2 separate regions of the Homo sapiens genome follow, and region 1 is linked to region 2. A link is a loop called in an ENCODE intact Hi-C map of the cell type or tissue named here. Cell type or tissue: heart right ventricle. All regions are shown on one strand. Links, peaks and the distances in the headings refer to the core of each region. The heading gives the core; the rest is flanking DNA.

Region 1 (5,396 bases), core at 244-5,243, 56 kb before region 2:
GACAGAAATATCTACCATGGATTCTCTCCCTTCAGCTCTCTCTTACCATTTTCTTCACCTCCCGCAATGTGGCAGCTCATCAGTGTTTTTATGTCTTTGTAACCCTCTTGGGTCTGGCCTTTCATGAAGATTGCCAGTCTCAGATCTGCCTAGTTCTGCTGATAGATAAGGAATATGGAGCTTCCATTTCTGAGGATAAAAGAAGATTCGAAGAGGAAGAGTATCTCCTGCTCAAAGAGGGCTTGTCTCTCTTTGCTTTAAAAAGCTCCCATTTTTATAAGTTGAATCTTTTCTATGTTTCAGCATGGGCTGGATCAAGGGGGGAATCTACCCTGCCACAGCTTTCTGTCCATCACTATTCTTGTTCTATTTATGTGTAGATTTTCAGCCAATATAATATGTTGGTACCCAGTGAGGAGTTTTGCATATAAAAAGGGCTCAATTAAATGCTGGATTCATAATCCTGCCCATTTAAAAAAAGTCCCACATTTTATTCTCTTTTGCTATTATAGAATCTGAGTACAATTAAAGCTTTCTCCAAATTGCCTGTGTTGTATTTCTCAGTCAGAAGCTTGCAAAGAATATTTTAAACAGTTGTCGTGTGGGCTTTTCCCGAAATGCCATGTCACTCCAAAAGTGATACTCTGCTATTTTGACTACTCATAGAAAATGAGGAAGGAGGTAGGCTGAACAGAGAGAAATTCCAACTGAAGTAGTACTCCTAGCCAAGCCAGTGGTATAGCACCATTGCTCATCTTTAGAATTTTAGAAATAACTAAGGCAGTATGTACTTTTAAAAACCTTTTATTTCAGTGGCAAAATAAATGATTAAATAATAATATCAGTTGGTATAGGGATAAGCGAATAAAACATCTCATTTCTTGATATTTTTTATATGAATTCCAATAGTGTGATGTGGTTATAGTCTTTGTTGGGGACTGTGTTTGTGACAGTAAAGCAATAAATTTTATTATGTCATTATGTGAAAAACATCTTAACATTTTTTGTGTGTCTTAAAGTAGGTTACAGAGGACAAAATAATCTGTGGAGAGAAAAAAAAAAGAAAAAAGCTTTCCATTCACGTTAGATTGCAGTAACCCAGTGATTTCTTGTACTTTAAATAATTTCTGAAATTTTAGTTTTAAATTCTAGTAAGAATATTTTTAAATTATACATAGGATCTATGTGGGCCCATCTTATCCAGGAGAGAGTTTATTTCACATATTCATGTAGGCTTGTTTTACAAAAACGACGTAAATGTTATGACTAAAAAACACCCTGCTATATTTGTACGTGTGGCTAAGATAATCAAATAAGACCATTCCCAAGTTGTCCCTAGAGTATTTTATTTATGTTCCCAGTACCCCTGCCATGACTCCCTGAGAGGTTCTCCCTTGACACTGATCCTCCTTGAGCACATCTGAAGTAGCTGGTAGGGAAGGTGTCCACAGTGAGGGCTGTGTAGCTTTCAGAGCCCCCATCCCTTCCATGTAAGTCTGAAGCCCCAATATTGTTTTGTGCAGCCTGTGAGGATAGAGGAGAAGGGAAGGAGGAAGTATTTTTGAGAACTAGTTTCACAGTGCTTTTTTGAAATTTTAATCAGAGAGTTTGCTTTTTTAAACCATAGACTTGTAGTTTCTTAGTACTTTAGTTCCCTCAGAAATTTAACAGGTTCTGATATATTGCTTCTAGTCAGTTCCGTGACCAGGAAACACATGAAAAGTTGTTCTAAATGTAGTTCCTAACTCTGCTCTTTTTCTTTCTTTCCATGCCCCGTGCTTCTTTCTCTACTCAGTGGTGGCCACCTTGAGTCCATCTGAAACAACAGACTGGGGGAATTGGTGGGGTGGCTTTATTCTTAGCTACAATACTATTTTTGTTACAGAACTAAGTCTTTTGTGAATTGGGAATTTTAATGGAATTTTGTTTTTCAAAGCTTTTATATTTATTTTTGCTCTTTGGGAATCAGATGCAGTGTAATTTTTCAGCTCTTCAAAGTATCAAATTTCTTGACACTCTCATTCCTTTTCATTTCTAGTTAATTTTTGTCTGAACTAACCTTTTTCTTGTCGTACCTTGCAGTCAGTGGCAAAAATCAACAATATATAAGAACATCATGGCCTCTTGAACCCTCTTGTTCGCTGAAGCTGCAGTTTCACTAGGCAATTGGATTGCCTTTCGAATAGCTGTAGGCTTTAGTTTTACTGAATGTTTTTTCATTGGTATGAGTTGCCAGTATTCCAGCTTGTTTTGTCTGTTTTTTTGCTACCTGATTTTGGCCACTAAGCTAATACTTAAGTGTTGAGCCTTTGTTACAGTCCCAATTCATTTCAAGTTGTCAATTCACTTTCTCTGTTAAGCTAGGCTAGGAGTAGTAGCACAGAGACCACAAAATAATCAGTGGATAATCACAATAATATTTTATTTCTCATTCACGTAAGAGTCCTGGAGTTATAGGCATTTAGGACAGCACAGCAGCTCTCCTGTATTCTTCAGGGCCCTGTAGTGATGGTAGCTTCGAAATCAGCACATGGCTTCCAGTGTTGCTCAGGATGTCTGCATCCCAGGCACTAGAAGGGAAACAGCATCTGGACGAGTGCTCATGGTCATTCTGTAAAGGCTAGATCTGAAATGGCACTTGTTACTTCTACTCACATTCTGTTGGAGACAAGGTTGTCACTTTACCTAACTGCAAGGGAGGCTGGGTTGTATATGGTAGGAGGAGAGAAACATTAGTGGCTGGCTTGTGGTCTCTGCCACAAGATGATGGGAAGGAATTTATGTATGTCAAGTATATGCATAAGCAAAAAGAAAATGTTTACCTTAAAGACAGTTGGACTTAATGATTAGATGATAAGGGACCAAAATATGGAAAAGGAACTGTGAACTAATCATTAATATCATGTGATACTCTGAAAGAGATAACTATTTTGATTTTCTAAAAATGCAGCAAAGGCAAAGAGGGGTTAATAAAAGTTGGCTTCTGGGATTGTATACTTTAGAGAGTGTGTGACTTCCTGAGGATACAGTTTTATATTTATTTTGGCATTTTGTGAACATGACTAACATGTTCTCCATACGCATCAATTAGTGTAGTTGTTCTGAAAAAATAAGATATTTTTAGATCTCAGTTGTGTTTGACCCTAGAGAAAGACAACACACACACACACACACACACACACACACACACACACACACACACACGTCGTAGAGAAGGGAAGTAATGGGGGATGAGGCAAGGGGTGAGAACTGAACATTTATTTGTTCAAAGGTTTGACCGTGATTTTCTTGGCTTTTGTTAGGAAGAATATAGCTAGATTTAAAAGTAATTCTCGGATAATGACTAGACACAATTCAGTAGTGTTTGCATGGCTCTTGGCAACTGATCACTCCCTGGAATACACTGAGAGAGCTGGAGAGGGGGTTTCAGTGCCTGCTCTTAGGTTTTTCAGAATTATGGCTGAGATCCCAGTAGGTCAGCAAGGTCTGTCTCTCACAGCAACCATTGGTTCCTAGAAACCCTTAGGGTTTACTTATGTTCTTGAATGTTTGGTTTTATTCTTAGTTCCTGTTTTTCCTTCCTGTCACATCCTAGACCAGGCCACTTTGCATGTCATTCTTGAGTTCTGTAGTAGTTTGGTACAGGCTACTCCTCTCTTTCCACTTCAGTATATTCTGTGTCCGGCTTTTTCCTGCTCATAAAACCTTAAATTACTGTACGTTGTTCAAAGGATATATTTCAGTCTGTGCCTAGACAAAGCCTAGTCCAGCAGCCAGAAGTCTTCAGTTCTGGCCCCAGTTTTGCCACTAACTAGCTGCATGGCCAAGGAGAAGTGACTTATGAGAATATATCTGTCCCCAGCTTCTCTGTGAAACAATAAGCATTCTAAGGAAGATTAGAAAACATTGTGTTTGGGCTGGGCATGGTGGCTCACGCCTGTAATCCCAACAGTTTGGGAGGCCAAGGCAGGCAGATCACTTGAGGTGAGTAGTTCAAGACCATCCTGGCTAACATGATGAGATCCTGTCTCTACTAAAAATACAAAAATTAGCCAGGCATGGTGGCACACACCTGTAGTCCCAGCTACTAGGGAGACTGAGGTGGGAGAGTTGCTTGAACCCGGGAAGTGGAAGTTGCAATGAGCCAAGATTGTGCCATTGCACTCCAGCCTGGGCAATAGAGTGAGACTCCATCTCAAAGAACAAAGTTCAGCCAGGCGCGGTGGCTCATGCCTGTAATCCTAGCACTTTGGGAGGCTGAGGTGAGCAGATCACCTGAGGTCAGGAGTTCGGGACCAGCCTGGCCAACATGGTGAAACCCCGTCTCTACTAAAAATACAAAAATTATCCGGGCATGGTGGCACGTGCCTGTAATTCCAGCTATGTGGGAGGCTGAGGCAGGAGAATCACTGGAACCCGGAAGGCAGAGGCTGCAGTGAGCCGCTATCGTGCCACTGCATTCCAGCCTGAGCGATGGAGCGAGACGCCATCCCCCCCCCAAAAAAAAAAGAAAGTAAAAAAGAAGAGAGAACATTGTGTCCTACATCCTTTTCTTGGCCATCTGAAGTTGTATAGTGATATATTTTAGATGTTTCGGGAAATCCTGTCACAAAGTGACCTGTTTACCTGCATTAAACCTTGCATAGCCTTCACCAATTGGCCAGCAAAACCTTTTGTTCACATAACATATTAACATTCCACCTCCACACAAATAGTGTTACCCAGAAGACACACTTAGAAATAATGAACTATGTTGAGGATACTAGAGAGCTTCTGAAAATGTCTCCACTTTTTCATCTTTATCACCTATTAAGAATGGCAGCTTTGAAGTAAGATGCCTGGATATAAACCCCTCACTTAGTACACAGACAATTTTGGGCAAGTTACTTAATCTTTTTGCTCTCTGGTTTCTTCTTCTGTCAAATGAGGGCAATAGAAGTTTTTACCATGGGGTTATTTACAGGATTCCATGAGTTCACACAGGCCTAGTGCTCACAGCAGAGCCTGGTATGTAGTAAGCATTGCCCATTATCAATAGGCACTTTGCCTATCTCCTCCATGGTGCCTTTCACTTTCCCACACTTTACTTTTACTTGTATCTTTCCCTTATGTAAAATGACCTCCTCATCCTCATAATTTAACTAGCAATTTCTTTAATGAGGTGAGCAAGACACAGTGAAAAGAGAGAAGTTTTGAGTCACACAGATTTGTATTCTCATTCTAGAATGACCATTTACAAGTTGTATTACCTGAGTGAGTTACTCAGCCTATCTTGACCTTAGATTCCCTGGCAATCTGGGATTATTATAATATGATCCACAAGTGTGCTGTGAACCTTCAGGTACATGATTATACATTCTCTTTCTATCTCTGTCTCTGTCACTCTCTCTCTCTCT
Region 2 (5,396 bases), core at 221-5,220:
TCCATTAGGGAGGCCCAAAATCAGTCGGATATCTTAGCCTGCATTGGATCCTCCATTGTCTGAAATACTGTACTACAGTTGTCCTCAGAGTTATCTGAACTGACCTATGTCTGTATTAAATTTTATCTTTTTGAGTGAAAGGAGTTTATACTGTCTTACTACTTTACAATATCTATTTGTAATTCTTTAGACTCTAGTGTCATGGAAAAGCTGTATTTTTTCTTCTCTCTGAGGTTTTCAGTGGTTGGATAGTCAAGATAGCGCCTGGTTAATTAGCAGCTGGTTTGTCTACCTCCCCAGAGGAATATTCAGTCCTAGCCCAACCACAAAAGCACAGCTTCAAACAGGGAAGGTGACTTTGTTGTGAGTCTAATAAGATCACAAGGGGCTATATTTGGGGCTTCAACTACAGTGGATGGCCTAGGCATCCAGGCTGATAGCTGATTGACTCCTAATAATCTGAATTATTCTCTCAAAACAACACAACTCAATGGGAGCTACTGATTTGCTAGGGTATCATAAACAGAAAGAGAATTAATAGTAGTCTCTGCCCTGATACAAATCCACTTCCACTGAATTGAAACAAACTCAGTAATCATAAACTAGCCAGGAATGGTGAAGACCTACTTTGACCTAAATTGGCTTATTGACTTGAGTTTTTTTTTCTGAAGAAAATACCTCTTATTGCTTATGATTATAAATTTCCACAGGGATTAGATAAATTATATTTTATCATTAATTTTGTGTACGTGGCAACATGATTGGGGAAAATTATCTAGTGATTAAATGTAACTGTATTTGCTTTGCTAGAAAATTACACCAAAGAAGACCAATGGGTAAGTAGTCTCACCTCTCTTGTAAATACCAGATTGGAAACTGGGTGTGTTCTAGGAAGAACACACATGCACCTCATAAAAGTAAATAGAATTAAATCAACAAGAAGTAAGCACTAATTATACCATAGGGTGAATAGTTTTTAAAAAGTCTTGTCTTTTCAATTGTTAGTTATGGTCCATTCTAAAAAACATGTTATGCTCTTATAACAGTGAGGAGATCCTCAGGGGATGAATATTAGTAAACCCTCAAGACATCTTATATATGAATATTTGGTTTAAAACTAAATATTTAACTCTTTGTGTTAAATAGCAGAGTACCACCCTTCATTTGTAAAATAGAATTCAAGATCATAAATATGTGTTGGATGACAGTAGAACCCGTTTTAATTTGTACACACACAAACATTATGTTCTTTCTCTCCCTCTCTGTGTGTGTGTGTATATATATACATATATATATACACATTTGTATAAACATTTGTATATACATTTGTATAAACATATATACATTTGTATAACATTTGTATATACATTTGTATAAACATACATTTGTATTATATATATGTATATATATGTATGTATGTATGTATATATGTATGTATGCATGTAAGCATATATGTGTGTATGTATGTATCTGTCTATCTGAAGGAGAAAAGTTTCATGCTGGCCACTACTAACAAAGGTGATTTGCAACTGGGCATGGTGGCTCATGCCTGTGATCCCAGAACTTTGGGTGGCCAAGGTGGGTTGATCACCTGCGGTCAGGAGTTCAAGACTAGCCTGACAAATATGGTGAAACCCCTTCTCTACTAAAAATACAAAAATTAGCCAAGCGTGGTGGCGTGTGTCTGTAGTCCCAGCTACTTGGGAGCCTGAGATAGGAGAATTGCTTGAACCTGGGAGAAGGAGGTTGCAGTAAGCCATGATCATGCCAATGCTGCACTACAGCCTAGGTGACAGAGTGAGACCCTGTCTGAAAAAAAAAAAAAAAAAAAAAAAAAAGAGTGATGTGCTATCAACATCAATAATGAAGTACATGTCTCAATAGACATCTCAGTTTGTATTTTCTACACACTCAGTTACATATCTTGTAAATAAAAGGGGAAAGGTAGATTAGTATTTTTTATCCCCCGACCACTGTATATCCCATACTCATCTTAGTACTTAAATGGCTATTTCCAAATACATTCATTTTCTTAAGCATATGGGATGAGTTGATGGTATCCTAGATACAAAGGAGTCTCATTATTTTATTTTGCCAGAACTTTTTTCTTCCCCACAGGTTTATAGTTTCATAGTTCTTTATAGTATGCTACGCCCAAAGGAGGCATGAATACCGAAATAAAAAAGTGCCAATGTTAAGATACATGTTTTGCACCAGAATATAAATTTTCGCATTGGTTGACTGATAACACTGTTGTATTGTCATTTTTCTCAAAGTAAGGTCTTACTAAGCCTGTTCTTGACCATTACCATCAAGTACCATTACCATCAAGCTATTTATAATCTTTGTATTTAGTTTCTATGTACTAGCAATAGAAAATATTATCTTTCTCATCTCTTTCATTTAGTGACTAAATTTCCCTAGAATATACAAGTGATCTAAGACCCAGGGCTGGAAATGGGAGGTACATGTGAGTTTCTCAAATTATGCAAGAGCTTTATCATACTATGGCCTGAAAAATTCCTGCATAGTGGCCATTGTCTGTCTTATAGAAAGGCAGGAGTTTGCATTCACCAAATAAACGAAACAAGAATTCACAGCTGCAGAAAATTGAATTACACATTTTCTTAAGACAATAGTCATATCATGGCAACAGATTACCTACTTAATCAACTGTAATCAACTTTTAGTAATTGTGAAGGTAAAGTTAGTTCTATTAGCTCAACTCAAAACTTCCTTTAAGTAGTAAAATAAATCTAATTACATTGAGTTAACTTTTTTGATGACTATAGTTTTCTACTATAGGCTATTTTTCAATGAGTTGAATAATTTGCTTATATATTTATATTTTTTTATGATAGTGTTAATCAACTTGACATATCAAGAGGATAATAATTTTCTGCTCATTAAATAATATCCCTAACTATATTGTCAAAGTACTCAAAATTTAATGCTGAAATATGTAGGGGCTGAGCGGCCTCTGTGATTGTTTCAGATTGCATCTTCCATTGTTGAAAGAATTACCTGTGATATCAATTAATGTTCATAGAATTTTCGGAGCCAATTTTAATGAAAAGTTAAACCCAGTACTGTTTATCAGTGCCAGTAATTGCTCTCCTGTATGTTATAACCAGGCCTATCTATTCCCAAATGCCCCGAGGCAGAGCTGTTTATAGATAGCCATGAAAACAATGTTTTGAAACTTCAGCTTGCCTGAATCAAAAACCTCCTTTTATGCATGGTTAGTTAAATCAGCCAAAAAGATAGTTGACAGCAATATTTGAAAATATCCTGAAAATGGTTTGACCTTTTCATTAGGTGCTAGAAATAAAAGCAGAGAATTAAAAGAAGACTTCTATTTAACCTTTTGAACAAAAACCGGTTTACAAGTCAAACATATCTTAGGATTGTGCGTGAGCTGCTGATGACATAGACACTCATTTGCTCCTTAAAGAACAAAATTTGAGCACAAGGAAAGAAAACCTTTCTCTGGAACAAGTAAGCTCTATTTAAAAAGTGTAGGTCTCTATTTAAAGAGAGTAGGGCTGGCAAAGGCCTTTGTCGTCTGGCCAGCAAAGAGGATAATGTGCAGAGACATTTAAATTCAGTGGGACAAACACTACCCTTTGTTGGCTCCCACACTCTCAGACACACACACAGAACTTCCACTAAAGTGAGAGAACTGTATCTAATTTGGAATTCAGAAGATGGCCAAAAATAAATAGTTTATTGTCATATTCAGATATTATATTCATGGTTTTCTAGGTTGGTGTGTATGACATCACTGCTTTAAACCCAGCCATGCATCAGCATTGGTCACTGTTCTTTCTCATGCCTAGTCGGGGGGTGGGTTTAAAAGAAGAAAGTGTTGAGCATAGATTTGACAGGACTTGAAAACTGGGAAAGGTTTAGGGATACACTTTTGAGTTGAATCTTTTCCTTTTTGCTAATGCTGCTTCTCATATAACGTATATTCAAATATATTAGGTTTTTTAATTACAAAAGTAATACTTGCTTATTGTTTTCAAATATATTATGGGTAAGCTGTTTTTTAAAAAGTGAAACTGTCTTTCTGCCTCTATGTCCACATCCTCAGCAAAAGCACTGTTGATATAGTTTTTTTCAACCTTTTTGCTATGCATTTACAAATATACACGTTCTTTTGTGTGTGCGTAGATGTAGAACATATATTCCAAGTGTCATTGAGAACAACATATATTTTCCTGCAAGATGCATTTTTTGAAAAAAACTTGGAAATATCAAGGGCTGCCTTCTGTGTTAAAAGCTATAAATACTTTCAACAGATTATCCACAGTTGTACATTATCCACAATGTAAGTGTAACATGATTAATTTTTTTCCTAAGGTTGGATATTTAGTTTCTCTAAAATTTTTCACTACTATGAAAAAAAGATTCAACGTATATCTAAGTATATGCTAATCAATAAATGCTTGTGACCATGTGAGCTTTACATTAAAAACAAAAAGTTTTGAATATTTGGGTAAATGTTGAATTCCCATCTTGATAGATTCTTTCAACCCTAAAAATAAGATAGGATTACTGACGTCTTTAAAATAATGGAAATATTTATTGGCCCTAGTGTATCTGTGGTATCATTGACCTTTTAAAAAATCCAAATCTAGATATGAGTCAGTGGTGTGAAAACAAAAAATAACAGAGAGTTTAAAATTATTTATGATGAAATATACTGACACCTAAAATAACCCCCATGTGAAGAAATATTTCACACTTTATTTTAATATATTTTTTATATTTTACAGAAACACTTATATATCGCTTACCACAATTATGGTCACTAATATTAACCTTTTTCATTTACCATTTTTTTACTTCAGAGATAAAAATAAAACCAATAAAGTTATGCTGCTTATAAAACAGAAGACCTTGAGATGTGTCTAGTTTTATTATATTGTTGTGGAGCCATTTGTATTGTTAGCCCATGTAGAGGAAAAACAGAAATGCAGCCACGTCCATAATTCCTTTTATTCATGTGTAGGTTATAATTTGAAATACATCAGATTAATGATCTTAGTCATGCAAATTTAATTTATAAAGTTGAGATTATTTTCACCAATACCTAAAACATCTGTATTCAGAGTTTTTGTTAACTATGCTTTATTATCCAGGCTGAATATTGTAGCAAGAACTTTATAGTTAACTGTCATATACATCTCAGAAGACTGGCATACATTTTGTGAAATCTATGAATTTGATTGCTTAAAAACTCCTTTGGCTCCTATAGTGTATGTATTCCTATTAGAATATACAATTGAAAGAACACAACTAGAGCGTATACAAAGGGGAGTGGTTAAATCATAGAGGACCCTGTCACCCACGCTGTAGTGGAGTGGCATGATCTCTGCTCACTGCAGTTC

The links. Hi-C counts contacts between places; a loop is a spot of excess contacts. Peaks named below come from ENCODE experiments on the same cell type or tissue, not always from the same donor. Only the 100,000 strongest peaks of a DNase experiment are listed, where the experiment ranks them.
Region 1: it touches region 2 in a loop (1.9-fold over the local background); 4 of 110 quality-filtered maps call a loop at or near these places.

What each region holds. Positions count from the first base shown.
Region 1 is chr7:18,386,892-18,392,287 of GRCh38, forward strand. It overlaps a transcript of HDAC9 not described here. Among named protein-coding and RNA genes, the nearest start is that of HDAC9, 110 kb to the right of the region's middle. In heart right ventricle, for the core only: no CTCF peak of the experiment used is centred there; a DNase peak (open chromatin) is centred at 3,201; H3K27ac peaks cover 3,142 bases.
Region 2 is chr7:18,442,530-18,447,925 of GRCh38, forward strand. It overlaps a transcript of HDAC9 not described here. Among named protein-coding and RNA genes, the nearest start is that of HDAC9, 51 kb to the right of the region's middle. In heart right ventricle, for the core only: no CTCF peak of the experiment used is centred there; no DNase peak of the experiment used is centred there; H3K27ac peaks cover 568 bases.